Linked DNA regions of Homo sapiens: region 1 is linked to region 2. The links are chromatin loops, found by intact Hi-C in ENCODE. Cell type or tissue: GM12878. All regions are shown on one strand. Each heading gives the region's core, and the rest is flanking DNA. Links, peaks and the distances in the headings are about the cores only.

The links. Peaks named below come from ENCODE experiments on the same cell type or tissue, not always from the same donor. Only the 100,000 strongest peaks of a DNase experiment are listed, where the experiment ranks them.
Region 1: a loop joins it to region 2, with 8 times the contacts of the local background. A loop is called at or near these places in 10 of 110 quality-filtered maps.

Annotation. Positions count from the first base shown.
Region 1 is chr6:45,922,143-45,938,248 of GRCh38, forward strand. All of the region lies in intron 4 of CLIC5 (chloride intracellular channel 5), which reads right to left. Among named protein-coding and RNA genes, the nearest start is that of CLIC5, 86 kb to the right of the region's middle. RefSeq lists enhancers at 2,164-2,313, 4,585-5,249, 5,250-5,913. In GM12878, for the core only: a CTCF peak has its summit at 8,466 (motif pointing right); no DNase peak of the experiment used is centred there.
Region 2 is chr6:46,616,739-46,632,844 of GRCh38, forward strand. It overlaps CYP39A1 (cytochrome P450 family 39 subfamily A member 1), which reads right to left. Exons shown (of 12, transcript NM_016593.5): 6 at 14,225-14,332; 7 at 8,680-8,770. Among named protein-coding and RNA genes, the nearest start is that of CYP39A1, 28 kb to the right of the region's middle. In GM12878, for the core only: a CTCF peak has its summit at 9,751; a DNase peak (open chromatin) is centred at 9,683.

The DNA of each region.
Region 1 (16,106 bases), core at 3,702-11,701, 700 kb before region 2:
TTTGTTCTAGAAAGAATTTCAGCCTCAGAGGGGAGGATGAATTAAATGACAAGCTCCTATAGTTCTTTCCAGTAAGAAGCCAGTAAATGATTCTTTATTTGAAAGATAGCGTTTAAGTCTTACAATTATGGTGGGTTGGGATATAGGACACTGTTGGTTGCCCACCCTCCTCTGTGGTGGGGAGAATGGGGTGTTTTCTGATGTATTTCCAAGGAATTCAGAAACTTTCTTAAGGAAGACACAGATTCTCCACATAGCTGCTTCCCCAAGCTCTATAGGGGATTCTTATAAAGAAGCATCTTTTTATTTAATACAGCTCCACAAATCACCCTTATATTTGGCGTATGTTCAGAAGTATTAGTACAACAACAAAATGCATATTTTTTTTAAAGGCAAGAGACTTTGGCCAGTATTTGGCTATGTTTAAAACACCAGCATGGTAAACATTTAGGACAACTTTAGCATGCCTTTAGTATAATATTTTCTTAAAGTATGAAGGGAGGTAGGGACTCCAGATCCAAATAATTTTCTAAACCTCTTAAAAGCCACAGTAGATTTGAAGAGAAAGATTATCACTTAGGTCTTCGAATTAAGTTTCCTTTTGTGTACTCATCTGTAGCATGTAAGCTGCCTGAATGTTTATTTATCAACAGGAGAAGGGAGGAAGAGAGAGAGAGAGAAAGAGAGAGAGATAGAGAGAGAGAGAGAGAGAGAGACTGACTGAATGTGGGAGGAAGCTGCAGAGCTAGCGAGCTCAGGAGTGATCAGGGGAGAAGTTCTGGTTAGGGAACCCGGCCCAGACTTTAGCCATGGGGCAGTGGCGACACCTTCTGGCTTATCCCTGAGCAAACAAACAAACAAACAAAAAACTCCCCAAAAACCTATTGTGTATTTTCCACAGAGAACATGTACGTGTGTTTTCTATTAGACTTTCCAGAAACTCATAAATGATTGTAGAACCCATCGTGCTAATAGAAAGTACGGCATAAATGCTGACGGAAGCTATTAATGCTGATTGTAGTTTATGTGGCCAAATGAATCAGGCTGAAATCTGTGAGTTTTTTTATGGTTACTTTATAACAGGTTATTTTTAAGTATCAGGCCATAGATTAGGTTTAATGCGGATGCTCACACACTTAGAATGAGCTGGTTAAGAGAGATTCTAACTTTATCAGTCATCCGTTCCAGCGTTTAGACCTAGAGATTTTTCTCAATTCTCCCTCCCCCAAAACACTTAGGCTGAAGTACATTCACCACATTTTGTCTTGTTTCATCCTCAAATAGCCACATCTTTTACATAAGAGCCATTCACAAACTTAAAAACTGCCTCTGTGCCACTGCAATGCTAGACTGAAATAATTACTGGATTTGGTGATTCTGTGAATATCCTACAAATTCTCTTCCAGTTGCCCATTCTTTTATTTGTTAAACAGGCATCTATTCGGTGCCCACTGTGGGCCAACTTTGTGCCCCTTTCCCCACATGGATTGCTGGGTGAGGACCCTGATGGGGAAGGTGGGAAGTGTTGAGTATATTTAAGGAAATACACATGGTAGTCATTCATTGAGTATTCATCGGATCGTGAACTGATTTGATCACCATTTCCTAAATGACACACTCTTGTTTAATTCAGCACTACATACATATTAAATAGTGGATTATATTAAATGTTAATATACGCAAGTCAAGAGCACAGATCATGGGACCAGCTGCCTGGGCTGGGGTCCTGACCCTGACACATACTAGCTTGGGCAGGTTGCTTAACCGGTGCTTGTTTCCTTCTCTGCAAAGTGGAGATCATAACATGGCATACCTTAGAGGGTTGCTGGGAGCAATAATTGAGTCATCACCTGCAGAGGGCTTAGTACAGTGCCCGGCATGCTGTAAGCAGTTGTTATGTACAATGTGTATGTGCAACGCATGATGATGCTGATGTATGAGAAACAAAGCATACAAAAAAAGCAACAAAAAATTCTTAGAGCTGCAAGAAAAAAGTGGCTCTTGCCTCTGGCTCTGCTCAGTAAACATCGTGCTTGACTCATCCTCTGCCCTGAAATGCTGACATGAACAGGGATATTCAGCTGTTCCTTTCATTCTGACTCTACAGCCAGAACCACAGTCCCCCAGCCGAAAGCCTTCATCATAACAGATGTGAAATGGGGCAACCTTAAAGGTTGGGGGTGACTGATACTTACACAGAATTCCCCAGATATGCTACAAGTACACCTGGACCTCCCTCCCCCTTGCTCAGAGCAGTTCCCTGGATACCCTAATGTGCCCCAGCAAAAATTACAGTTTGTGGGGAGAAGCTACCCATTGGATGTTTGAGTTGCACAGCTTTTACTACATGAGTCTTGCATCTCCTAAAGTTTGAAGTGTGTAGCAAATTAAATGTGCAATTTTATACTTCTGTTTCCTGAAATCTAGTAGGGGGTAAATGACTCAGATTTTTCCAGCACCAAAGGAGAATTTAAAATAGTGTGTCCTTTTTGGCAATGGCTAGGACAGGTATTTTCACCAGAGAGAGAAAAAATATCACCTTAACTTGAAAGTGAATATATAAGAATTGAATATACAAGAATTCAGTCTCCTTTTATTTGTTACTAGTAGAAGACAGAGCCCATATATATATATATTTTCAGGGTAGCAATGTGCCCTATCAAAAATACTCATCTTCCTAGATTCCCAGAATTTCAGCTACAGAAGGCCAAATAACCAAGTTCTGGCTAAAGAGATATCGGTAGAAATTAATCAATGGGCTTCTGGGAAAGATAAGATAGATGCGGCTGGCATTGTCTGGAATGCGGATGTGATGTTTGGGGGTGGAGCAACCATCCTGTGAAACAAGAATGAAAGTCACACACGAAAGATGGAGAATTAGGAGCTCTAAGCAGCAGCTCAATTCTCGACTTCTTTCAGCAACTACATTTGCCTGGAACTCTCTACTCTCTGGACTTCTTGTCATGTGAGAAAAGCAAATTCCTCTTAAGAAGTAAACATTTATCAAGAGTGCTTAGAACAGGGCATGGTTCATAGTAAAATGCTATATAGGTTTTGCTAATAAAATACATGTTTGCTTTAGCCACTGTAGTCAGGCTTCTATTACAAACAGCCAAACACAACATTTGCCAATATACATAGGTATTGCCAACATGCCAACATGTCATTATTCCGCTTTTTTTTTTTTTTTTTGAGATAGAGTCTCGCTCTGTCACCCAGGCTGGAATGCAATGGTGCGATCTCAGCTCACTGCAAACTCCATCTCCCTGGCTCAAGCAATTCTTCTGCCTCAGCCTCCCAAGTAGCTGGGACTACAGGCGCGTGCCACCACGCCTGGCTAATTTTTGTATTTTTAGTAGAGACTGGGTTTCACCATATTGGCCAGGCTGGTCTTGAACTCCTGACCTCGTGATCCGCCTGCCCTGGCCTCCCAAAGTGCTGAGATTACAGGCATGAGCCGTCGCGCTCAGCCTCATTATTTCACTTTTATTCTAGCACCTTGCACAGCGTATGGTACTGAATAAGTATTTGTTGAAAGAATAAGCCGTTCAGTGGGGTTTGAGGAAAGATGAAGGACCCTAAAATCATGTGACTCTATTTATATACTTATGTAATAAGCTTTAACTCTGTAGAGGAACAACAGTTCCCTTTCTTTGTATAATAGTAGCCCTTGGTCTTTTGAGGATAGATGAAGGGATTCAATTAGTTTGGCCTGAGATACCCTCCCACAGAGTCCCAGCCACTTTGTTATCAGAGCCAAGAGAGAAGCATAGGTTAGCATCAACCTCTCTGCCAAACGACTCAGGTAGGACTGAGGCAGTTTCAGACCTGGGCAAAATGTTGAGTAAAACTCATCTTAGGGTCCCCACAATGGAAACAGAACATGGATAACTATCATTGCAAACATCAGTGGGCATGAGACCATCAGAGTTAGAGCTGAGTGCAGGAGGTCTGAGAAATCACGTGGCTCAACCCTCCCCTCCCCAGAATGTTCTGGAAGGGAAGAGGTTCTAGACACTAGCACAGAGAAACATATATACACACACACACATACACACACACACACACATATATACATACATATACATATATATATATATATTTTATTTTTTTTATTTTTTTTGAAATGGAGTCTCGCTCTGTCACCCAGGCTGGAGTGCAGTGGTGTGATCTCGGCTCACTGCAAGCTCCACCTCCTGGGTTCATGGCATTCTCCTGCCTCAGCCTCCCGAGTAGCTGGGACTACAGGCACCCGCCACCACACCCGGCTAAATTTTTTTTTTTTTTGTATTTTTAGTAGAGATGGGGTTTCACCATATTGGCCAGGCTGGTCTTGAACTCCTGACCTTGTGATCCGCCCCCCTCGGCTTCCCAAAGTGCTGGGATTATAGGCATGAGCCACCGCGCCCGGCCAGAGAAACGTATTTTATTTACCTTGATCCAGATCATTAAATGCTTTGTCCACCAGGGGTCTTAGAAAAATAATTTGACCTCTGGCTGCTAGCTGAAAAAAGTCTAGAATTTAGCCTTCTGTGTTTTCTCTTTTGACTCTTGGTGAAGTATCACTTTTAACACCAAATAGAATTTCCCTTGAATGTGGTTATAAAAATAATGGTGAAAAGAAAAATCCCACTTCAGCGAAGCCCGCCAGCACACTGGCCATCCTAGTGAGGAGAGCTGCTCAGGTTCTTGCATTCTTTTATTGATTGGTTCTAAGTGAGATTATTCACCATGAAGCTTGATATCATATAACAGAGGCTACAAAAGCATTGTATGTTCTCACGTCAAAGACAATGCTAGTCACAGAACATCATAGGATTTAAATGGGGACTGGGAAGTTTTAAATAAATACAGTCAGAGCATAGGGGAGTCTGCAACATGGGGACAGATTTAAAAGGTGAGGTTCCACAGCGGGGACAGGAAGTGGCTGGAGGACGTGCCCGTGGCTCTGATGAGGCCCCGTCATCATCTCCCAAGCAAAGGCATAGACAAGGTAGAGGTGTGTTGAAGTGTTTGTATACTTTTTTTTCTCTCATTTAACAAATATTGATGGACCATCTGCCCTGGGTCAGATGCTGAGCTGGGGTCTGGGGTGACAATGATGAAGGAGGCACACCCAGCATGCTTCCTCACAGAGACAGCTGCTCAGAACCCTGTTTCTCACAGCACAGCCCTGGACCAACAGTGTCCGAATCGCCTGGGAGCTCTCAGGCCTTGCCCCAGATCCACTACCTCAATATCTGCTTCGTAACAAGACCCTGTGGGAAACCAGGATATGCCACCCCCAAAATAGGAAGGATTGTTGAGATGAAGACAATTCAGAAGAAACAGAGGCAGTAAAGCTCTCTGCCCTCCCTCTATTTGTCTAAAAGCAGGACGTAGATTTACAAAGACAAAACGTATCTTGCCTCCCCCCTTCTACCAGGGAGAACCACTGAAAACAACTTAAGACGCTTATGCTCCTGGAGATGGCCCTGCAGGAATCTACATTGAACAAGCTTTGCTAACTGGCCTTTATCTGCCATTCATTTGCTATCCCCCGAAGTTGCTGCCCCTAGAGACTCAAAGTGTTTTTTCCCTTGTCACATCTCTAAAAGTTTACTGTCCTTTGATGAGGATGCTGTGAAACTAGAATTCAAAGCCATCTCTTTGAGAACTCCTCATTATAGAAAATATACATGTTAATAAACTTCTGCTTGTTTTTCTCTTGTTAATCTGTCTTTTGTTACAGGGGTCCCTTCCAACTAAGAACCTATGGGGGTTATTCTTCCTCTAAAACCCCCACGGGATTCAAATGTATTCGCAAGGTAGAAAATGGTCTGGCTAACAAGAGGAATGAAAAGAAGTGCTGCTTTATGCTTAAGCCTTAAGTCTGTGCCTGTCTTAACTCATGAGGCTACTCCGGCTCAGCCTGGAAACAAGCTTGAGATGGGGTGGAGTGCCTTCCTGCAAGACGGCGCTGGAGCAGGATTTGAAAGAAAGCCTGGGGTTTTAAAGCCAAAGTTCCATGTAGCAACTTTTTCCCAACAAATTACCCTCTCTAAACTGCTGATAAAGTCAGAATACCAGACTAGATTTAATCCCTGGTTTTAGTTCTTATGTCTTTGCAACACTAGTTGGTAGCAAAAGATGTTTAAAAGCTGAGAAATGCTGAAGCTTTTGCTAGAAGGTTCAGTGCACCACCTGGATTTCACATCTTGTCATTTTCAGCCCCAGCTCTACCAAAAATGAGGGAATCTGTTCTACAGGTTAACTTATCCAGAGATATTCTCCCCTAAAGGTCAGCAGAAACTTGGAAAAAGTTTCCTCAAAGCTACGTCCTAACCACAGACAAGGGGTTATGAATGTAGTAATTGTATAAACCAACTGTGATACTTTCAACCTACACACACACAATGAAATGTAGACACACACACCCATGGACACACTATTGTACTTCTGTGGTCTGCATATCCTGTGCTTAGTGGGATATTGTGTCCCATCATGAATATATTGTGTCCCATCATGAATATAATTTTGCATGTAAGCACTTTCTTTTAGATTAATTGAAATGAGCCTGTCTAAGGAGGTATGTGATGGCCTTTGCCAGTACATAAGAACATCAGAACACACACGAAGTGCATAAGTGTGTGTGTGTGTGTGTGTGTGTGTGTAGAGAGAGAGAGATTGAGAAACGTATTTGGTTCCTATGTGTAGACTGCACAAAGACAAGAGGTGTTGGTTGCATAGGATGAGGTAACGGTAGGAAGAGGTGAAAGAACATTTAACTCATGTGCAAATCAGTTATTTAACGTTCCTTTATTCCCCAGGTCTTGATCTGCATCCAGGCCAGGCCAGGAGAACTCATTCTGGTCAGACAGCGGGAAATTCCACCACATGGAATGGTGTTGGTGGTCTCCGCTCTACTCCAGTCCAGGAGCCCACACAGCAAAATTCCACTAATGAATGCGCCCACCCACGCAGGGCCCAGCTCTCCCCACCCCCTTCTCCCCATGCCTGCCCCATTCAACAGGCCACGCCACCACCAACCGCCTTCCTTACAACTGCCCAAGGATTCGTTTCAGGAGCAAGATTTGTTAAATTATAAATTGGAAGCATCCACCTCAATAATGAACCAAATCAAAGACCCTCTGGAGGAATCCCTCAGGCAGCTCATGGGAGGGACCAGAGGAAGCATTTGCCCACTCCTCTCCCTCCTGCCCTCAGCCCCAAGGACCCTCCATGAGGGAGGAGACGAGGACATGCAAGTGCAGAGCCCACCAGACCTCCGAGGTGGGTCCCACCGAGCCTAGGTTATTTGTTTTTCCTTACAAGAATGCTAGTCAAAGCAAAACTTTAACCCAACAAACCAACAAACAAAATACCCCTAGTTGGCTATTTGCACACAGGGGTTGCCAAGGAAGGCAGCCTGAAGGGTCCCTTTGTGACCAGAGGCGTTTTTGAAAGGAGACAGCAATGGCTGCTTTATGAGGAAGTGGTGAGACGGTCACATGTTATCCGCATTGCTGTGGAGGTCGGCCTGACCACCCAGGAGCCTTCACCAAGATGGCCTGATAACAGCCCACCGTGGGGCTCCCAGGCCTCTGCAGCGGTCTTCCTGGGACCCAACTGTCCTCCAAAAGAACTGCTTCCAACAGAGTAGACATGGAGCCCCACGGCCACCTAAGTGACTCTGTTTCTGAGCATGCTACAGGGTAATTAGGTTTCACATTCCTGCTGCTTTTTACACACGGCCTTAGCTTTCTCATCAGGCCTGTGGCAGAGCACAAGGCAGAATGAGAAGGGGGGTGCCGCATCCATCCCCTGGATGGCCAGGCCCTCCAGACAGGGCCACTGTGACACGGGGGCTGGGGGCTGGGAGGGAGGAAGGGGAGAAGGCATGAAGCGCCTTATGATTGAAGTGGCTTGGAATAATAAATATACACACTCTTTTTTAAACGTGGCTCACCACATCCTGGGAATCTGGAAAAAATGCCCCACTTCACTGTCCCTCACCCTCCTCCCCACCTACCCCCCAGCAGCAGTGGCTTTCATGACGCCTGGGGGAAAGCACAGGGCCTTTGATAATAAGGGGCTTGTTAGTTCTAGGCTAACAGCCCTCCCAGGCCGCTCTGAATCCTTTCAAGCACTTTTTTATTTTAGGTCAAGGAAGTTCGTAAATGTAAAGACTCGAGATTGTAGAAGGAGAAGAGGAAAGGGAGAAAGAAGCATTTGGGGGTAGTTGTCATTGGGAGGGGCAGCCAGGGACCTCCTATGGTAGATCCGTCAGGCCTGGTGGACATGCCCTTCCCTTGGTGTGGGGGACAGATAATGGAAGGTGGCTTTGAGCCTTGAAGAAGACCTAGCCTTGTTTGAACCGTCTAAGCTTTGGCTTAGATAAAACTGAATCTTTGTATAGGAAGACCCTTTCGAATCCACAGGCCTTGAATAAATCACATCAGCTGGCTCTGGCGACGATTCCTCTGCCTGCCAGAAGAGGGCAGCACATGCTTCCTCATTACAGGGAAAGCTGGGCTGCCCAGTCCAAAGGGTGGACACTAGGTATGGAGGCGGGGGGAGCACTGTGAAATTAATAGCAGCAGCAGCAACAGCAGCAGCAATAGCTATCACATATTGGTGCCTACTGTGTGCCAGGAACTGTCCTAAGTGATTTATATGCATTAATTCATCTAATTAACATGACAAATCTTCAAGAGAGGGTGCTATTACAATCTCCATATTACCGTTGAGGAGGCTGAGGCATACTGAAATTAACAGAACTTGCTATTGTAGCCACGGACTGCCTAAGATTGAGGTCAGCAAATTACAGTCCAAGGACTAAATCCAGTTCACTGCCTACTTTCATGCTGCCCTCAAGCTAAGTATTGTTTTGTGTTTTACATTTTTGCATGGTTGGAAAAAAGTCAAAAGAAGAATAATATTTCATGAAGTGAGAATGATGTGAAATTCAAATTTCAGTGTCCACGAATGATGTTTTATTGGAACACAGCCCTATTTATTTGTTTACATATTATCTGTGGCTGCTTTATGATTCCTGCAGCAGAATTGAGCAGAGTCTGGTAGAGGCTATGTAGCTTGCAAAGCCTAAACTATTTACTATCTGACCCTATATAGAGAAAGTTTGCCAAGCCCTGACTTATGAGGAAGAGCTACCTGTTTCCAGGCAAGAGGGACAGAGAACAGAGTTGCTATTTACTGGAAATGGAGCTAGTATCGCTATCCCAGGGCAATTTAGAAGCAATGTTGAACTTGATTCACTTTTTTTCCAACAGGGCAGCTCAAGGTCAAGCAAAAGGAGGGTCTGACATGTCACTGAATAGCCTCAAGGAAGTAATAAAAGGTTAGATCTGGAAAGGACTGTGAAAGTCCACTATTATGTCTCAAGTCTAAGGTGCACATTTTTTTCACTCTTTAACATCTGTGAAATCAGGCAATGTCTTACAATCAAAATATGAGAGGTTAAGTGAAAACACTTTGTTTAAGTGATAGCATTTTGTTGTTGTTTCTTAGAGGTTTGTTTGTTTGTTTGTTTTTGAGATGGAATCTTGCTCTGTCACCCAGGCTAAAGTGCAGTGGCATGATCTTGGCTCACTGCGACCTCTGCCTCCCGGGTTTAAGTGGTTCTCCTGCCTCAGCCTCCCAACTAGCTGGAATTACAGGTGTGCGCCACCATGCTCGGCTAATTTTTTTGTAGTTTTAGTAGAGACTGGGTTTTGCCATTTGGCCAGGCTGATCTCAAACTCCTGACCTCAAGTGATCTGCCCACCTCGGCCTCCCAAAGTGCTGGGATTATAGGTGTGTGCCACTGTGCCCAGCCAGTATTTAAAATAATAGTGTCGTACAATCAATGACACCTTAGATTAGGCAGTTCCTGCCTCCAAAGATCCAGCCTCTTTTTGGTCCTTTCTGTTGATGGGATACTCACTTCTTTTGCTGGCAGTCCATTCTACAGATTTAATTTTAAAGTTTCTTTTCTTTTTTCTTTTTAGACGGAGTCTCATTCTGTCGCCAGGCTGGAGTGCAGTGGCACCATCTCGGTTCACTGCAACCTACAACTCCCTGGTTCAAGTAATTCTCCTGCCTCAACCTCTCAAGTAGATGGGATATAGGCACATGCCCCCACGACCAGCTAATTTTTGTATTTTTAGTAGAGACGGGGTTTCACCATGTTGGCCAGGACGGTCTCAAACTCGTGACCTCGTGATCGGCCTGCCTTGGCCTCCCAAAGTGCTGGGATTACAGGCGTGAGCCACCATGCCCGGCCTAATTGTAAACTTTCTAATGTTGAGCTGAAGTGTGTAAGCCTAAATTTTCTATACATCAAATGAGGATGATCTTGCTTAATACGTTTACTTTAAGAGTCTTAAGATCTTATTAAAAGGGAGCGAAGGGAAGGAAGCACTGTGACCCCCGGGGTAGGGAGGACCAGAGCCGGCTGCAGGAATCAGTCTGTCGGTGTGGTCACACCAGGCAGTCTGCAAGATGGGAGGACAGGGATGAGTTGTTGGGGACACAAACCATGAAAACCTGGAAGGAAAAGAAAGACCGCCAGTGATACAGATGAGTTCTTTTTCTAGCAGCATCAGCCAGGAGCATGACCCACTGCAGGTGGCACCTCTTAGAAGGAGAAGACAGGAGCAATTTGAAGATTCGGGCCTGAATGGAACAAGAAGACAAGGAAAGAGCGAGGAATGCACCTGTGGCTGGCTTGCCCCTGCTGCCTTATATGAGGGCTCTAGGAGATGAGGAAGGGAAATGAGAGAGGCAGGATGACAGTCATTGATATTGTGTTAATAAGAACCACAATGTCCTCCTTCAATCACGTTCCCATTCAGTGGGAATGATCATCCAAATTCTGAGATAAACTCACTGAGGTTCCTAGAATAACCCGAGAGTCTTCTTCCATTCTATGTGGCAGGGACAATCAATTTTTCCAGAATAAGCCCAGGGAGCTTCCAGGTTCCAGAAAGAGGAGCCTCTGATGTGAGCCTTAGGGAGGTGGAAACCTTGGCCTTTATTTGGAAACAGAACCAAGACTGCTCAGGGACCTGTGTGGCTAATGGCCACTTTTTTGTTCCAGCAACAAATTGGGAACCAGGAGGTGGTGGGAACTAGGGTACACTCCCTCGCCCTCTGGTAACCACGTTTGAGCTTGGATTGGAGAGAAAGGAGAAGCAGAGGGCTTAGCCCTAACCAGGTGCTTTTCATCTGGGGACATGTGTCCTGGATTTCCTGGGACAGTACCAATTTCTTATAATTTGATTATTTTCAATGAAGGCAATTTGTTAGGCATCTGATTTTCAGTTTGGAAAACATGGCCACTGCAGTTACAACTGATGAAGGGCAATGCAATCTGAGCACATGCCCAGCACGTCACAGATACCAAGGAAGGTTTTTAGGGCTTTCTTTCGGAAGTTAGAAGCACCTTATTAGGACAAGTATTTTAGGAAGAGTATGTTAGGACATCTCAGAGTCTTCCATAAAAAGAGAACTAGGTGCAGCCTTGCGAGTGAAAGGGGTACATCTTTGCACATCTAGTGCAGGAGCCCATTCATCTTGATGAAAATAGATAAGCCCAGACAGGCTGTTCTGTGTCCCATGTGCTGGGTGGACAGAGAGGGGCAGGGAGGTTGGCGACACACGCCTGAGGCTGCAGGGAGGTCTCCTGAGTCTTCCAGAGAAGATGGAGAGAAAGGAAGAAAGTGAGTTTCAGGTGAAGAGAGAACACAGGGATTGTGAGATCGGGAGGAGCACAGCTCACAGGTGGGGGAAGATGGAGAGGAGTCAGAGCAGCAGGAAGTCAGCAGGGCCTGGAGTCTACAGCAGCCTGAAAGAGAAGTCACAGGAGGGGAGAGCCAAAGAAAATGGAAACCACAGCTCCTCCGTGCCTGCGGCTCACAGCAGGAATATTTGTTATTCTTCTGGGAGGCTGGTTTGTTTTTATCTTCTAGGAGGACCGAGCTGCAGCTGACCAGGGGCCCTGTTTTGCTTTGTCTGCTCACAAGTTTAGAGCCAAATTTGTGGTCTACCTTCTGTGTGGCGCACGAAGGCCCCGGGGCTGCCCTGACTGTTTTAGCTCACCCAGGGCTCCATTTGATGGTTGTCTCCTTGTTTTTCTTTCTCACCTCCTCTTGGCCTTTGTTGGTTTGCCGTGCTTTATGCATCCCTGGGAGTAGCTATAAAGCCTTTCTGGAACAAGTGGAGTATAAATTTTAAAATAGAAAGAAGGCCCCCCAAGACAGAGGAATACAGAGGTGGAAATAAGAGAGAAAAGTGGACTTGAAGGGGGAAGAAAAGAGGGAATTCAAAGGAAGCCTTGAAAGACTAAAACCATCCAGATTGGGCAAAACACCACTTAGTGCAGGTCGCCTGGGAGGCCTGAGAGAGCTTAAGCCCCAAGACTGCATGTGATACAGATGAGATACTATTGCCCCTGGGGCTTTTCAGACCTCTCACTAGGGGAAAGGGAGTCCTGTGGAAGTGGGCTGCGCAAAAGGAGGTTGGATGGAAGGTGGTCAGCGTGAATAGAGCAGGAGAAATACTGAATTTTTGTCTTAGGCTACAGGCATAGGCATGCCTACTTCCTCTCCAGCTAAAAAGAAAAGGGGCAAAAGCACATGAGAATATGACACTGGCACCAAAAACAAGGATGGTAATTCTTGGTAGGACATTAACTGTATCTGAGGGAAACATGATAGACCTGGAAGAAATTTTAAAAAGGGGTAGGAGACTTTTCAAATTAGTTAATCAAAATAGAGCATTCAAGATGCACATTAGATCCATTTGTTAATTACCTGCCATATGCGATGGGGACAGAACATGAAATAAATCATGTGTATTGCTAGGATTGAAGCATAAGGAAAGAGAGATTGTGGAAAATAAAGTGAAATATAGCACTTTCTGCCTAGATTATGATAAGTAACTAAAATGAATTTCTTGAAAACCAAGAGATTTGCAGGGATTTTTAGAGTCTGTTCAAATGGCAGATTGAGGGTAAGAAATGCAAAATGTAAGACAGATATTCAGAGGGAGAAGTCCACATCCTCTTAGGAATGACAGAGAGTGGGGGACATGTTAAAGTAGGTGTCAAAGAAACCCCTTTAGGGAAGAGACAAACCCAAGGAGCCAAAGGGGTGTTCCAGTGGCAGGCGGGGAGGGGTGTTTCACAGCGACGCTTGCTAGAGGTGGAGGCACTGGCTTGCAGAAGGTGGAGGCCTGGGCCCTTGCTGAACTCCACCATGTGCCAGGCAGGCTGGGTAGAGAGCATGATTAAGGGGGAGGACAGACCTAACTGCTTGCTAATTACAGGGATGCTGCAGGATGTGCCAAAGGGGCATGGATGACACTGTGCCCTCCCTCAAGCCTTCTACTTCAGCACTCTATGAACCTCCAGGTCTAAACCCAGGGCATAACTTCTCCCTGCAAGATTGAAAAAGTGAATGTGGGGCTCAGAGGAGGAACCCCTCCAGCCAAATCTAAATGCAGTGCTGCTTTCTCCCATCTCAAAGATGCTCTTTCGCAGGACCACGAGCACTCTTCCCATGTGGGTTCCTGATCCAGTTCCCTATCATCACCCACTGGTCCTCCCCTTTCTAAGGGAGCAGGGTTTGTGCTTCCTCCATCAGACTGAGCTCTCTCTGGTTGTGTAGAATCTGAGTAATGGGTGGATTCCACATGAGAAAAGCAGACAGAAAAGGATATCCAAGAACACTTTCAGGGAGCTGCACATAGCAGGCAAAAGTCTCCCAGGACCTTCTCTGCAGCATTTTATAACACAGATCACTCTTTTAAAACAACAACAACAACAATAAAGCTTGCTTTCCCATCTTTATGCCCTCCCCACTACCCCCGATTTCCTCCATCCTCCCTGGCTAGTCCTTCTTTCTCTTCCTCCTTGACTCCTCTCCCTCTGTCATCCCATCTATGTGATTGATCCTTGGGCATCGTCTTAATCATCTAAAGATGTATAACCCCTCAAACTGCATTTTTATACCAGAACTCTCTGCTAAGGTACAATTGTCTACCCGAGATAACTGCTCAGAACAACGGCTGACTTTTTTTTTTTTTTTTTTTTTTTTTGAGATGGAGTTTCACTCTTGTTGCCCATGCTGGAGTGCAATGACGTGATCTCGGCTCACTGCAACCTCCGCCTCCCGGGTTCAAGTGATTCTCCTGCCTCGGCCTCCTGAGTAGCTGGGATTACAGGTGCTTGTCACCATACCCTGCTAATTTTTGTATTTTTAGTAGAGATGGGGTTTTGTCATGTTGGTCAGGCTGGTCTCGAACTCCCAACCTCCGGTCATCTGCCTGCCTTGGCCTCCCAAAGTGCTGGGATTACAGGGGTCAGACACCATGCCTGGCCCCAGCAGCTGACTTTGAACGTGGTAGTGGGCATTATTCCAAGCACACTTATGAGGTATACACAGTTATTACCCCCATTTCACAGATGAGGAAACTGAGGCATTACAGAGTTGAAGTAACCTGTGCCATGTTACAAGGACAAGAGGCAAAGCTGGTGTCTGAACTCTGAACTCTAAAGTAGTTGGCTTTAGAGTCTGCAAGTTGAGCCATACACAGTCACCTGCCTCTCTGCATAGGAAACACAGCATGTTTAGAAACACCGTCCTTATCCTTCTCCCCAAAACCAGGCGTGTGGGTGAGAGATCTTAGAGCACAAGAAAACGAAGCAACTTCCCCAAGTAGCACCTGACTTAATGTGGGATCTTGCCACCGAGTCATGAGAAAATCCAGTCTACATTTAAGTGAAGTGAAGAGCAGGTTGGAAAGAGTGAGAGGAGGGGGCATGGAGGCAGTATCTGGTTACTGCAGACCAAGGGGACCTGGATCTAGAAATTACAGAGGAGGGGTGAGTACAGTGATAGGCCTAAACACGGAGCACAGAATCGTCCCTCAGGGAACAAAAAAAAATGCAAGGCTGCTGAGGTATGAGAGTTGGGCCAGGCCACTGACGCTCCTTGATGACACTTTGGAGAGGAGGACCATGCACCAACAAAGTTTAAAAAGTAGAAAATAGACTGAATGGGTGGGAGATTTGGAAGAGCTAACTGAGGGGGAAGCAAGAGCTGAAGCAGCAGTTTCTGATGTCATTATTCATCTTAGTCCCATTTTTGTGCTAATAGCAATAATCAGAATAATCAAATTTAACAGTTACGAGGCCAGACACTGCGCTAAGGGTTTTACATGCGCTGAGTTATAAAATAGATGAACCTGCATTACAAACCTTGGTGATATTATTAATTACCTTATTGCCAGATAAAGAAACTGAATGTAAAGTCCATTTTACAGATGCAGAGCCAGAGGCTCAGAAAGAATAAGCCTCTTGGGTAAAGTTGTGCAGCTAGAAGTGCTGGGATTCAAACCCAGGCCGGGAATTGCACATGTACTTGTTTTACAGCTCCCTGTAGATTGTTAGTTCATGGAGGGCAATGACTTTGTCTCGTTGCCTTGGCAACTCCAGAACCTAGCACAGTACCTGGCACATAAGCAGTGCCCTTTAAATATTAGCTCGGACTTGTAGTCACTTTATATAACTTGTGGTTTTTTGAATGAATCAGTGAATGACTGAATGTACAAACTAATGGATGATTCTCTCCATTACTCCAGTACTGCTGGGATGGCTCCCACGGATGGGGTCTCGGTTGTGGTAGCTGGGGACTTACAAGGCTTTGGGGAACAACAGGGAAATTTTACTTGGTGGTTCCTGTAGCCACCACAGGAGTGGAGTGGAGAGGTGACCCACCATGGAGAACCATGTAACAGTGTTGGCTTTTCTCATGCTTTCATTTTGAGAGGGCAGAAAAGGATCATGACCTGGGCCAGTGTGTGTATGGGGGCTGGGGCATTAGTGACCAGGTAGAGGGGAGGGAGGGCTCTGCTCAAGAGAAAGTAAATGAAAATACAAGAGAAACCCTCTAAAGAAAGAAAGTTGGAGAACTAGGTGCAGAGCTGAAGATCCAGAGGGAAAAAAATGGCAAAGTAATGTAGGGCGGCATGTGGAAGGAGGCCTGGGCCTGAATGCTGATGCTCTTGGGGAGAGGCCACAGCCATGGAGCTCACACAGAGCAGAAAGGGGATGGACCATCTCC
Region 2 (16,106 bases), core at 4,795-12,794:
GGGGTAAAATAAACAAGGATGAAAGGGCAGAGATGAGGTCGTTGAGTTAGACAGGAATCAGATGACAAAGAGTCTCTGAGGCCATTTGAAGGCTTTAGATTTCATTCTGAGTGAGATGTGAGGTCACTGGATGTGTGCACTGAATACCACAATCTGACAGAGAGAGAGAAAAGAGCCAGTGGAGAAAGAGAAGTTGAACCCACCAAGAGATTGGCGATCGATCAATGGAACAAAATCTTAGAGGTAATTAGGGGGGTTGGGATCTACATGTCCAGGTGGCCTTGGTCAGAAGAAGGTATAGGTATGCAACAAGTAAAGATGATTGTCTACATAAACTACAGACCATCGCTCTGGTTAAAGTGCCCTGGTTAAGTGGCCCTTAATTTCTTTGGGTAATTCTATTGTCTTGGCAGACACATCATATTGTTTTGGAAAACAACTGGGTTATAAATATGGTAGTCATATTTTTTGAATCAAAAATGAGGTGAATGGCTTAGAAAATGTTTTTCTCTAATCTATAAGTTTACTTATATGTAAAGTTTTATAACTATATTAGAATTAAATCATATTCAGTGTTATAAATGTTAATACATAGCAGAAACAAAATGCAGAGTGTTTTTAGTGGGTATTCCAAAGTCTACCTTGGTTAGATTGTGATTCTGCATGCAAAAGTGGGTCAAACCTACCATCATGGCCACAGGTATCAGGCTCAGGGGTATGAATGTTACTCCAGGAACATTTTCTGAGTATACATATAGCATACCTCCAGAGCTATGCTTTAGGAAGATTAAAGTGGAAGCAACTTGGAACAGAATAAAGCTGGAAATTGGATTGAAGCATCATAATTCAGGGATTCTAAGTACAATTTTGAAACAAGGAGATTTGCTGATTTGTATTGTCAACTTTCATGCCAAACAAACTAGGCTCAACTCACACCCCTACCACTTGCTAGCTGTATGGTCTTAGGTAAGTTATCTAATTGGGATTTCACATTCCTCGTGCATAAAATAGGGCAAACAATAATGTTTAGGAAGGATGATCCAAGGATTAAATAAGCCAACAAGGAAAGCACTTAAAATAGGGCCTGCTACTTAATTAGCGCTGACTATTAACTATTACTGTTTCTACTACTCCTATCTTGTAGGGCAATATTAGACATAAATAGTCTCATGCTATATTTCTGCTGCATTTTGACACCACCAAAAGTACAGCCAATTCATATGAAAGTAATTCATTTCTGACTATAAACATTCAACAAAACTATCTTATTTCAAAAAACAACACTGACTAATATTTGGAAGTAGAAAAACTCAAAGTTACAACAGTTACTAATTTCATGATGTGGGAGGATTATAAAATTTCATATAACTGATATAGTTGTATCAGTTTTGGCCATAGCTAAGACTTACAAAGCAATTACGATTTGCCAGGTACTACGCTATCTATCTAATTTACATGTGTTATATCCTTCTAATAACTTCACGAGATGAGGATTATTATTAACCATCTTCCCAAAGAGGAAAAAGGCTTAAAGAACTTGATAACTTGAGTAAAGATACACCATTAATAAGTGTCTCCACCTGGATTTCAACTCAGGCAGTCTGACCCTAGTGTCCACACTACATTATGAGGTTATGACAGGCAATTGAAATAATGTGTAGTAACTTATCAATTAAAATTTAAAACAAAAAGACTAATTTCTAGGAATTATACCCCAAAATTTGATAACAAAGCAAAAATATTCTTTATCAGATCATCAATGATTTGGTAATATATGTTTCACCCAAAATTAAGGAACAAAATAAAACCATAGGCAAAAAAAATGCTTTACAGAGATCAAAAACCTAGAGAAAAGTTAACATTATTTACCATTCATACGGATTACTGGGCTTGAAATTACTCAGTGTCTCAAAGTACTGATAAGATATTGGCTGGGACTAGGTGTATTACGTATTTTTTTTTAATTTTCTGTATATAATGATTTGTGTGGGTGTGTAAATTTTTTTAAAATAATATTTCTTAAATGTATAACATCTTTAAAAGAAACAGAAAACCTTCCTGGCTGGGGAGAGATTGCTCCTCTCCCTCTCGGGGCAAGCTAGTTCTTCCAGTTGGCACAGAACTCAGCCTGGAGCATACCTTTGACATGCAAATCAACCAATCTAGAACTACACCCTTCTATCTGGCCCAGATAACCCAAGAAGCAATATTCCTCTGCCTTAATCATCTCAGGGCCAGATATCAGGCCACTAGAAACCACTCTACAGTTTAGAGCCCCTGGGGATTATTCAAACTAGCTAATGCTAAACTGTTGACTTGTCCCTTCTCTGCCTTTCCTGTGGAAATCCTAATAAAGGATCTAGCTCCTTTTGTGGCTCCCAACTGACTGACCATCATACAATAGGGTTCTGCTAACTCAAAATTCAGTGCAGAAAACTGTCAAAAAGTCTTTATATAAAACATTCGTTTCATATAAAATGTCAAATGGGATGGTTGATAGAGCTGCAAACAGAGGCTAGACCAAGATACTTATCTCTTAAAACTAGCCATATATTCTTACATTTGTTCATTAAACTCATTCAGTAAATAGTTGTTGAATAATTTTTAAGTTCTAGGCAGCTAGGTACTACAAAGACCAACTATGTTTAGTTTCTGTTGTTGGAGACGTTGCATTTTGGTGGGGTAAATACATAAATACACAAATAAAAAATATTTTTAAAAGTTAGTGATTCTCTAACTTGTCTTACTTTTAAGGAAATATAGAGTAAGACAAGTCAGAGAATCACCAAGGGCAGAGTTGGGGAAAGTGACTTTAGATGGGGTAAGACTAAAATATCTATCTGAAGAGGAGACATTCAAGCTGACTGAAAGATTAGTAAGAGAAAGAGTTCCAGGCACAGGAATCTTACTGAATTTACCAGTAGGTACATGTCTCCAAAGAAACAATGTAAATATTCCTTTTTCTCTCCTAATATCTTCTGGATACTTCCAAACCTGTCTTCAATTTTTATAAAAAGCACTTAGTTCATAAGTTTCTGCAAGAACATGGACTGTTACTTTACTCATCTTCATAGCTCTGGTACTTCACACAATGCCTTCACATGGTGAGCACTCAAAAAATAAGTTTGAGGGCCAAGTAAAATAATGGATGAATTAAGGGTTAATCCACATAAGCCTGGGAGGTTTTCCAAAGAAATTTTAAAACTTATATTTCAGGGTGATGTCAGTAAAAATAGCAGAGCAAGGATCTCCTAAAGTTCCCTCCTTAAAAGCAATAAGAAATTTGGTAAAAATTCTAAGTATCAAGTTTTTAGAATTCTACAGATTAACCAAAGTTTTGCAGCAATTCAAGAATGTCTATTCAAGAAAAAAACAGTTGAATCTTGATAAGAACATCAAGCTTAACATCATTTTAACCTGCCCTATTCTCAAACCCCTCTTTATATCTCCATAGAAGCCTTAAAAGCCAGAAGTCTGCATTCACAGTGAAAATCAACAACCCACAGTCACTAGATAGGGCACAACAAGGTTGGAACTTCTTCTAAACCTCAGTACTACAGTATTCTCATTATGCGACAAGTTTGGCAGTTTCCTAGAAGACCTTACTTGCAAGACTGTCTTTATTTGACATGACTTGGAGCTCACTCAGTATGAAAAGCCTTTCCTCCAGGGGTGTTGGTTTAAAATATTTAAAGACAACTGTTTAACTTTGCAACTATCTGAGTCAGTAGGTAACTGTTGGACAAACAACAGGCAAACCAACAAGATGAAAATGAAAGGCTAGGGAATGAGTTGTTCATAGTGGCTTTGCAGAGGTCTAATGAATTCCCAGGAATTTAGAAGGGCATCCATTTGCCCAGGGCTTTACTCATGTTCAGGAAAGACATGAGAAGGCCACAAGCTGTCATGTACACCCATCCTTGAGGCTCTGGCACAGGTAGAAAGCGAAAGCTAAGGCAGAGTTGTCAACTGCTTGGCTGAGTGTTGAAGGCATGGCCAACATGCACACACAGTCCCTTAGCAAAGAATGGGGACTTCTAAATTACTGAGGTAAAGAAATATCTGTCTAGTTAATACCTGATCACTAAATAATGGAGCAGAGACTTCTGTGGCCACCCATGACAAAGAATGCAAACATTACAGAATTAGTTAAGGAAAATAACTAAACAATCAAACAAACAACAAGAACAATAAACAGCAACAACAACAAACCCTGAGGAAAGGGAAGAATCTAATTTCCAAAGTTGTTACATTCTATTATTTAAAATGTCCAGTTTTCAACAAAGAATTATAAGGCATATAATAAGAAACATGAAATAAGACATGAAATAAGAAAATACAGTGTTGAATGTGTATCACTTTCACACAATCATAAAGTTAAAAAATCAAGAGTTGAACCACTATAAGTAGAAGACTGTCTGAATAGATTATTCACAGAGGAAAAAAAGGAATCAACAGAAAGCGTCCCTGAAGAAACTGTTGCTGGACTTAATAAAGATTTTAAATCAGATATTTTCATTATGTTCAAAGAACTAAGGAAATCTTTTCTAAAGAACTAAATAGAGAAATTGTAAAGATTAGAACAAAATTAAATTAAATACAAAAATCACTAGGAAAAATAAAATCAAGTTAAAATAAACAAAATTAAAAAGTGAGTTCTTTGAAAACAAAATTGACAAATATGTAGCTACAATGACCCAGAAGGTAAAACAGGACCCAAACTAAAATCAGGAATGAAATATTTGGTTTTCCAGTGCCCTTACAGAAATAAAATGGATTGTGTGGAACACTATGAAAAATTTTATACCAACAAATTAGATAATCTAGATGAAATGGACATAGTCCTAAAAAGACATAAAGTATAAAACTGACTCAAGAAGAAATAGATAATCTAAATAGACCAGTAACAAGTAGAAAGACTGAATTAATCAAAAAACTTCTCAAAAAGAAAATCTTAGGACCAGATCACTTCATTGGTGAATTCTACCATATGTTTAAAGAAGAAATAATATCAATCTTTCATAACCTCTTTCAAAAATTAGAAGAGGAAGAAATACACTCTCTAAAGCCAGAATTATCTTGATACCAAAACCAGACAAAGTTATTTTAAGAAAAGAAAATTATAAGTCAATATTCCTTATTAACATAGATTCTTCAAAAAAAATACTTCAAAAAATACTAGCAAACTGAATCTAGCAACATATAAAGAAAATTATACATGAGGATTAAGCAGGATTTATTCCAGAAATGCATGGATGCTTCAAGACCTGAAAATCAATTAATGTAAAACATTATAATATAAAACTGTACACTAGACGAAAGGAGCCAGACACAAAGGACCACATATCATATGTTTCCATTTATATGGACTGTCCACAAAAGGCAAATGTGTCAGGACAATAAGTAAATTAATGGTCGTCAGAAGCTAGAAATAGAAGGAAACAGAAAGTGACTCCTAATGGGTATGGGATTTATTTTGAAGGTGATAAAAATGTTCTGGGACTAGACAGTGTTGATGGTTGCAATCTTATAAATATACTAAAAACTACTACATTTCACACTTTGAAAGGATAAATTTTATGGTATGTTAATTATCTATGATTATATATATATAATTTTATTTATAAGTTGATGCATGTTACATGCACACAAACTTATAGCTCAAGATGACAACCTGAGAACGCACTTCTACCTTCCTCTGCCCCAATGTCCCATTAAAAAAAATGAAGCCCAATATGCTGGCACACACTTGTGGTCCTAGCTACTCAGGAGGCTGTGGCAGGAGGATCACTTGAGCCCAGGAGCTCGAGGCTGTAGTGAGCTATGATCATTCCACTGTACTCCAGGTGACAAAGTGAGACCCTGTTGCTAAAAAGTAAATTAAAAAGTGTGCAATTAAAAAATAAAAACACAGCTGTAAAACAAGAAAAGGAAGAAGCAGATAATGAAGACTTAGGAAGATAATAAAGACTTAGATAATAAAGACTTAGATAGAAGGTGTACAGGATTAGTTAGAGGAAGTAGAATAATGAAAAGCACCACCCAAAATAATTGGGGCTAAGCAAGCATCTTCACAAAGGAGCCCCAAAAAGCTTTCATTTTAAAGTAAACAAATAGAGAACACAAGAGTAGGCTGAAAGGCAGCTATCAAGATAGTTCAAGAACTAACTGCCTTTAGAAAAGTGGTATGAGTCTGACCCTTTCCTTTCGCAAGTATTCAATAGTAGTTTTTACCCTGAGATTTGTTTTATAAGAAAGTTGGGCAAAGTGCCTAGAAGTGAGTGTTGAAGCCACAGAGATACAGCATTGGAAATTCATAAAAGACTTTCCCAAGAAGGAAATGGTGATCTTGCGGGAGACAAGAGCATAGAACAGAAAAACTGCTGTGCTGAGTCAGATTCCTGTTCCATGCCTGTGATGATAATTTGTACATGTAACTTGACTGGATCGGGGGTGCCCAGATATTTGACTAAACATTATTTCTGGGTGTGTCTGTGAGGGTATTACTAGTTGATATTAGCATTTCAATCAGTAGACTGAGTAGGGCAGACTGCCCTCCTATATGTGGGTGGGTAAATTTACTCAGGGTTCTCCAGAGAAACAAAACTCAACAGATTAGATGATGCCTAGATGATGGTTAATTCTATATGTTAACTTGACTGGCCATGGGGTATTCAGTTTAACCATTATTCTGGGTGTGTCTGTGAGGGTGTTTCTGGATGACAGATGAGTATTTGAATTCGTGGGCTCAGTAAAGTAGGCTTCCCTCCCTAATGTAAGTGTGCACCATCCAATCCACTGAGAGCCTGCATCAACAGCACATCATGGGACTCCTCAGCCTCCATAGTCAGGTCAGCCAATTTTTTATAATAAATGTCTTTTGAGTTTTCTCTCTCTCTTTATCTATGTATCTATTTACATCCTAATTGGTTCCATTTCTCTGGAGAATCCTGACTAATCGAATGTACTTAAATGTTCCTTCCTTGACAGAATCCTTTGTATGGACACATGGATATCTTCCTTGATATCAGCTTCCAAAGATCTGTGGACTCCTCTCACAACATTTAAATTCCTGAGCTGCTACTAGATCTTATGTATGGATTATTGAATAGCTTCTGTATAAGTATGGTTAAAAAAAAAGTTTGATGTCTTTCATAAATAGTTTTCAATTCTGCAGTAGTGTCTTATAGACTGAAAGCATCCATATAATGTAGCTGTTGCAGTGGTAGTACTATTCGAAGGAGCATTTTTTGTGTCAGAAGAGAACAATGGGTTTTAAAAATAAACAATAACATAGAAAAAGCAAAAAGGTTTTAATCTTTCTCCACTAGAACTGGGTTCAAGAGTTCTAGAATCAAGCCTTGTAGAAATTTAGATTAATGTTACACTTCTGTTGTGGCCTTTGGGTCAGAGAGGACCCCCCACGTTATCCCCATCATCCCCTCTCTACTCTTTTATTTCCTAAAGCCACAAATTTGGAGTACCCTAAGTCAGGAAAAGACTCTAGTAAGGAAATGATAAAGGAGAATATGTGACAATCAAGAGTGCATTGCCTTTTTCCATTTGTAGACATGTGGGCATGTGCCTTTCTATTTGTTTTGTAGATGCAAGCTGCACAAAGGCCAGTTGTCTTCTCTTATATTCACCAGTGTCTTTCCAGAATCTAACCTGTTAGCATTGTTGGCATTCAATGATAATGATGCTCACCATTTCTATAAGGTCCAGCATCTGCTGACGCATACTCAAGGCTCAGACAATATTACTTAGATATTCATGGTTGCCAAGCCAGTTTACTTTTTGGTTTAACTCCATAAGAAGCAATCCAAAAAAAAAAACTTTAAATAAAATATTTTCAGTAATCATGGAAGGGAGAGGGAAAACCATTAACTGGCATCATACCTTTTGCCCTAATATTATATTGTTTTCTTCCAAGAAAACCCTATCATTTCTTATTCTTTTTATATCAGGATACATAATACGACATATTAAGAAGTTTAAAAAAGTCAACTCCCCAGATTGGTCAAATTATGCTGAATAAACAAGTAGTTGAGTACTCTCTATTCAAGCTTGTATTTGCTTTTTAAAAGAGATGATAAATAAACAGCTGACATCTGAACTAAAGAGTTCAAGGCAACAATCCCTATTTGCAGCTCCTAAATCCTCAAATTTCTAACAACCATAAGGGTTTTTTTATTTCTTTTTGTTTACTTGTTTTTTGTTTGTTGTCTTTTAATAATCCTTTGGTAGCAAGCCTTACCTGACCTCTACAGTCCTATTAGGGCTCTTATGTAATATATGGAATATACCCTTATTACTTTTATAAAATCTGAAAAATCCTGAACTTGAAAACTGTGGACATTCATTCAATTGAGGTGAGGATCCAAGACATTAGAAGAACAAACAGGTGTATATATATTTAAGTAAGGAAATTAGGCAAATCACAATCTCTATAGCACTGATTTCATCATTTGGAAAATGAAGGAGTTGCACAAAAATATGCTTGACAGTAATTAAACTCTAGGATTCTACCTGATCAATTTATATCCTGATATATAACAAATTATGTTGAATTTTGGATTATGTTGAATTTTTATAAAATTATAGGTATTTAGCTTTGCCAATAATGTGTGACAAACATGCATTATTAGCTGTGTCTTCCTATATAATAAGGTTTAGTACCTGCTTTGCCAAACACAGAAGATATGCCTTCCATAATGGCCTTGTGGATATCAGGATGAGAAAGGACGTATGCAAGTGTCCAAAATGCAACCTTAAAAAGAAAAACATATATCAAAAATATGAACTTCTTTGAAGGTGAACAAAAGCATATTTAGTATTAGCCATACATATATTTTTTAAAAAGGATGATGTTTAAATTAACCTTAAGAGCACATTAGTAGAAAGCATATTTTGAAAACAACTAGATATTATTAATAAGAGATATGTAATATATCTCCAAGAAGCCAGATTTAAATTTTTATTTTGTCACTATAATTTAACTATATAATTTAAATAGATTAAACATCTATCTTCACTAAAAATGAGAAAAGTTGTTATTTTTACTAATGAGTAACACAAAATATTATATAGGCATATATTAAATTTTCAGAAGCAACTAGTTATGACACTTAAGAATATTAATCCAAAACAAAAACATTTCTTAAGATTTAATTTCCTTAGAATACAAGTGAATTAGCACATTTTATATTCTGCAACTGAAACACAGTAGTTTTAAATAAGCCCAGGAAAATGCAGCAGGAAACCATCCCGTAAACTAAATTATGAGAGTACTCAATGTCAAAAACAAAGTCCTTTTTTTTGGCTTTTTTTGGCTCTGAATTAGTAAATAAAAGAAAAAAAATTTTTGAGTCCTTTCACACTTGAATGCTATTGAATATAGTATATTTGCACATTTTCTCTCTTGGCCACTCAAACTTATTTCATATCTTTCCTCGTTGTGGTATTACAAGATAAAATCATACTGCTTTACATCTTAAAAATTAACTTCCTCCTCAGGTAAATAGTTTTGCTTCTATTCTTAGGTTACGTAATAAAGAAAACCTGTATAAAATCATCCAAAGAAGTGTGGGTTTCACTTTCATTTTTTTCTAAATACATTTATTATGAAAGAGATTTCATCTAGGAGAATTGGTCCTGAAATGATTCATGCAATATTTTGACTAAATTTAGTCTGTCTCTTTTGTGAGGTAACATTATGTACCTTTAAATAATACCAATACTCCCCTCTGTGGTCAAAAGAGGAAGAGCAATTGTCCGAAAAGAAGTGCTCAAATAAGCCAAATTCAATACTGTTCATTATTTTTCCCTTTCTAACTTTAAATTGATAGTGCAAGGATAAATATGGTACTGTTTACATAAACGATGTGAATAGGGGAACCAAGGGTCCTCAATTTAGAGGCTTTCTTTCAGGAGTGTTATCCAGATTAAGAAAGATTTATCCTAGAGATTTTCTAGTTCATTTTTACAGATGATGAAACAGATGCTCAGAGAACTATCTTGTCCTGTCTCTACTCAGGCCCCCTTTCTACTATTAACTACAGATAAAAGTGCTAAATTACTGAATTCAATTAATAACTACTCCATACTCACTTCATCTTACTTGAAGAGTCAGAGTTCATGTTGGGGAAAAAAATAGTGATAAGACATAATGTATTAGTCTGTTTTCACACTTCTTTATAAAGAATTCCCTGAGACTGGGTAATTTATAAACAAAAGAGGTTCAACTGACTCACAGTTCTGCATGGGTGGGGAGGCCTCAGGAAACTTACAATCATGGCAGAAGGCAAATGGGAAGCAAGGCACATCTTACACGGTGGCAGAAGAAGGGGGTGGGGAAAATGGCCAAACACTTTTAAAGCATCAGATATTATGAGAACTCACTCACTATCACAAGGACAGCCTGGGGAAAACTGTCCCCATTATCCAATCACCTCCCACCAGGTCCCTCCCTTTACATGTGGGGATTACAATTCAAGATGAGATGCGGGTGGGTACACAGAGCCAAGCCATATTACTTAGATTTTCAGTTACGCAAAACGGATGTTCATAGTTGTATGTGCCTAAATATAGCTTTAGAGATTCAATAAAATTGGATACTACTTTTTAAATGACAAACATAAGCAATTTAGCTAAACTACAAATGGCTGTTACTTTTATTTATTTATTTTTTTTTTTTTTGAGACAGAGTCTCGCTCTGTTGCCTAGGCTGGAGTGCAGTGGCGCAATCTCGGCTCACTGCAAGCTCCGCCTCCTGGGTTCACACCATTCTTCTGCCTCAGCCTTCCGAGTAGCTGGGACTACAAACACCTGCCACCACGCATGGCTAATTTTTTGTATTTTTAGTAGAGACAGGGTTTCACCGTGTTAGCTAGGATGATCTCGATCTCCTGACCTTGTGATCCGCCCGCCTCAGCCTCCCGAAGTGCTGGTATTACAGGCGTGAGCCACTTTTTTTTAATGTCTCCTTTTTCCTTAACAGATTACAGTTTTTAAAATTTTTTCTATTTTTAAAAAAGCCAAAGTATTTTTAAAAGATAAAAAGGCATATAAAATAGTTAATAAAAGTTTATATGTATTACTACATCAATAAGCAAGAATAAGTGACTTTGAGGTCTTTGTGCACCCACATTTGGGAAAGGGGTTGAAAACTGCTCCCAACAGTACCAATTAGTATTTTGTAAAACAGTTCAAGTCCAAGGTCAGAGATGGGCAAGAAGAAGAAGGGCCACTCAGCTCACTGAACTGCAGAAGCAGCCACCATAATGTCATTCCATTGTTTTGGAGAGGTAAGAACAAATGAGAGAAAGGGCAAGGAGGAAAACTCTGTATCTTTGCTGTGTCAAAGAGAAGATGAATTGAGTGTGTTCTTTGGTACTGATTTATCTATTCAAAAAGAGATTTTGATGGAGTCTTCATACCATGCCAGAGAGTCTTCTACCGATCATGGTAAACACAAATATGTTGGGAGATAATTCCTGTCCAAAGTATTTTCACATTTAGTTGGGCATATGAATACATATTGGAGAAAAATGAACGAAATGTACAAGACAGTGAGAGAGCAAACACATGTTACAAAAAATAAATACTGTGGGAGTTGAGAGTGGGATGGGGTAGCAATTGCTACTGAAAGTATTTAGAAAGAATGTAAGAGATGCAGCAGATAAAAAAGGTAAAATGTCAGCTTTGTGATTGGTTTGGAGAAATCTTCTAAAAAAATCATTTGGCAGTCAGAAATTTCTTGGAACTTAGAAATGGTTTTCCCATAAAAATAATTTCATAAATTATAGTTAATATCTTGGGCCACAATGGAGCCTCCTAGTGACCCAGTGCCTAACCCATCTGAAGCCTGAGCTCTGAGTCCTATGGGCCTTGAGGCAGAGTACAAAGTAGGAGAGAGGAGATATAGATATACTCTGGGCTCCAGGAAAAGACAGGCCCCACCACCTACACCTCTGGTAGGGCTTCTGGTATTCTCAGCAGCAATAAAGGTCACTAAAGCAGAATAGCAGTGGATATTCCCACTCTGGGGCCTTTGAGCCATCAAATATTTGGAAGCCTATGTTCAGTATTAACGGGCCATTGAAAATAATGATTGACTGAAACTAGGGAGATAATTTTTGTAAGGGAAGAAAACTAGCATTTATTGAAGACCTATGCTGAACCAGGTGCTATTAGCCACAATCTATTTCTTACCAAAATAATCCTTACAACAACCCTTTAAGGTAGGTATAGCATTAATCCCATTTTACAGATAAGGGCACTGAGGCTTGGGCAGGTTAAACAATTGGCCCACTGTTACCCAGTGCTGGCAATTGGCTTTGGATCTGACTCTAAAGCCTCTCCAGGATCTCTGCCTGCTCACCAGGCTGCCTCTTGGAGGTGCCAACAAGAGCCAGTGAGATGGAATATTCTCTAATCATCAGACACTTTCTTTCTGAAATGAATGATTTAAATCCTTTCAGACCAGCGCCAAGAACAAATTCCAAAGAACCGACTTCCCCTGTGTCAGATCAATGGGGCTTTGTGTGTCTTTCTTCCGGGGGATGTTTCTAACAAGATATTGAAAAATAATTCTTTGACAGGAGTGCCTGTTTTGTTGCTACTTTGAGAGTTGTTTTGATGTTTGTTTCTCAATTTTGCTATAGCTTAATCAGTTTCCAAGAATATTATTTAAGGAAAAACCAGAGAAGAATATTATAGGTACATAAAGAAGGGGAAGGGTTTAGACTACTTTTACTTGACCATATCAGATGAAATGTATATTCCACTGGCTAACATACCTTTGAGAAAAGAGGCCAGAATTTCTATCCCTTCTCTTTATGCAGTAAATTTTTCAACAAGTTAAGGGAAACTAGAATATCATGACTGAGAAAGCCTTTAACAACCTAGGCCTTTATAAAAGTAAGGCTAAATAAATAATACTTAAAACATCTTCCTAATTTCTATCTGTTAGAAGAAAAAGGAAGAAAAATGCCCACACATATCATCATGGATAGGTTAAATCCTCCTGTTTAGTAGAAAACAAGTATATTTAAAAAGTTACCCTTTAATTTCAGATAATATAAGTAGCATCTTAGGCTAATGTGAGAACCTCCTGGCCCAGGAAACTGTTGGCACTGAACATGACGTGACAGACAAATCTCATGGCTCTAATCTAATGCAAGACAGATTTTAAAAGAAACAGTTTTTTAGCCGGGCCCAGTAGCTCACGCATGTAATCCCAGCTGCTCAGGAGGCTGAGGCAGGGGAATCGCTTGAACCCGGGAAGCAGAGGTTGCAGTGAGCCGAGATCACGCCATTGCACTCCAGCCTGGGTGATAGAATGAGACACCATCTCAAAAAAACAAAACAAAACAAAACAACAACAACAACAAAAAAACCCACAAAAAACAGTTTTTTAAGTCTTGCCTCTCTTTAGAAGTGTTGAAAGTTCCAATTTCACCAGCACCATTCATGCGGAAGCTTGTAGGACCATAATGCTAAGCAATGCAAACAGGAATGGCACACAGAAGGAGAATGGGTACAAATGGAGAGAAAGAGCTAATATTCATTGATACCAGCTAGGCTTATCTTATTAAATCCTCATAACAACTTTGTAGAGAAATGAGAATTACCATTTATTGAGCACCCAAGTTCTAAGACCACAGTGGGAGGTTCACATACATTATCCCTTTTTTTACCCTTATTAGGTAAAATAGTACATTATCTCTTATTAGGAAATGGAGGCACAGAAAATTTAAATTACCACCATGACAGTCTACAACTACAAATTGGGATGTCTGGATCCAAGCCCAAGTTACCTGAAACTATCCATTTACTTACTCTTTCCAATAAAAGCATGTGGCCAATCCCTATTCATCTTTTCAATACCAATACTGAGCACATTGGTAGACATACAAAAAGTGTTCCATAAACAGATGTTGTCTACAACTGGCCCCAAAGGGCAAGCTTTTCCCTCATCCTGTTACACACTGCCTTTCAGAGGACAGAATTTGCTTGAGATCTGTTTCGTCTCCTTTGTAACCTAATCAGATTTCATTAGGCATTCAGTTTTGGTTTTTATCTCACAACCAAATCCACTGTAGTTTTTTTCTTTTCCATAATGAGTGATGAGTGGAAAAAAGAATGGAAGACAGAAATGAAGGAAAAAAAGATGAAAGGACAGTGGAGAGCAACGTAACTCATACTTTACTAATATACTTACAGGAACAGCATTAGACAGAGAAGCCCAAAGCAGTAAGAGCCCATAATTGGGTGAGTTTTCCTTACTTGTTTCCGTCTCTACAATATCCAGCGTAGCTTGCAATAATGTCTGTTTAAAAGAAATAAACATTGCCAAACCATGGCTATGTGACAAATATCGATGTTAATAAACAAGAGATCATGCCTTTTTCTTTAATATGAAAGATATCATTTCTGCCATTCCCAGGTTTTGCAGTTTGAGGCATGTGAAGGGATTTATGTCCTTACTGTAGTATAGTAATTAGGAGTAGGGATTCTGGAGCTTGACCGCCTCACTGCATTTGTTCAAATCCTGGCTCAGCTATTTAAGAGCTGGATGACCTTGAACAAGCTACTTTAATCTCTCTGTGCCTCTGTGTCCTCATCCATAAAATGTTCATAATATGGTACCTACCTCGTAGGATTGTTGTGAGAATTAAATGAGTTAGTACCTAAAAAGTGCTTAAAATAAAACCTTTCAGAGGGTAAAATGCACTTTGGATCTCTACTTTACCAAACTGAATTGGCAAATTGTGTGTTATTATCTCTGCCCTCCACACTGCTCTGGAATCCCTGTCTTATAAACCTCTGCTCTTAGCAAAATGCAAGCAATAGAGAAACACACATCTCTGGTGCATTCAGGAGAAAACTACACCCCCATCCACCATACAGATTCTCAGCCCATTCACCATGGGAGACAGAACTGCCAAGCCAGAATATTACAAATACCACAATACTCTAAAACCATACAGAGAACGGACATTTGACTTGAACAGTGACAGCTCAGGGCAGGGCCCCATCCAAGGCTACCCATCTCAAGACATGTTGTTCTCAAGTCACCAAACAAATCCCACTAAAGTATTTTCTTCATCGGGCGGTTTCCCCAGATTTGTCTTTGCCAGTGACGGCTCTCCATCATGGGAAAAAATTCAGACACTGTAACATTTTCATTAAGTTACTCATCTACTTTTAATCTTAAATAACTTATGTCTAGGTGATAGAAATAATGGGAGCTAATATCAACTCACTGCTTGCTAAGGGCAAGTACTGTTTTAAGTGTATTGCAAGTATTTAACCCATTTCACTCCTCACTATAACTCCAAGATGCAGATACTACTATCTTTTTTTTTTATTTTTAAGAAAAGATGTTTACTTGAGAATAGAGCATGGCAATGGGAAAATGCATGCAATAGTAAACTATGTGCGTATTCAGAGAGTTAAAGGAAGACAACAATTTTTAAAGGAAAAAATGAGAAGGATTACATAATTGTTGTGCAATCATTATTCTTGTCTACAAAGATCAATAACAATATTGGACAGGCCAGGTGCTAGATAGGTGTTCCTGTAGAAGTATTATTGTGTAGGCTGTGATGGTCTTTGTGCAGGTTTGTGGTTTTTGTAGAGTTTTCTTTTCTTTCTTTTCTAAATCACACATTCAAGCATGAGAACCCTCTCTTCATGACCTTCCCTGGCTCTATTTGTCAGGTTTTTTTTTTTTCTTAGGTTCAGGGGTACAGTTCAGGTTTGTTCTATAGGTAAAATCGTGTCACAGGAGCTTGTTATAGATTATTTCATCACCCAGGTACTAAGCCTAATACACAATAATTGTTTTTATCTGTTCCTCTCCCCCCTCCCAATCTCTACCCTCAAATAGGGTCCAGTGTCTGTGGTTCCCCGCAGATACTATTATCTTCACCATTATGCATATGAGGAAACTGAAACACAATAAAGTTAGGGAATTTTGCCAGGGACATATAGCTTGAAGGTGGTTGAGTTAGGATCCCAACCCTGTGAGTCTAGCCCTGACTCCAGAGCCCATACTCTAAGCCACTATGCTATACTGGCCCCCTTAGAGACACAAATCA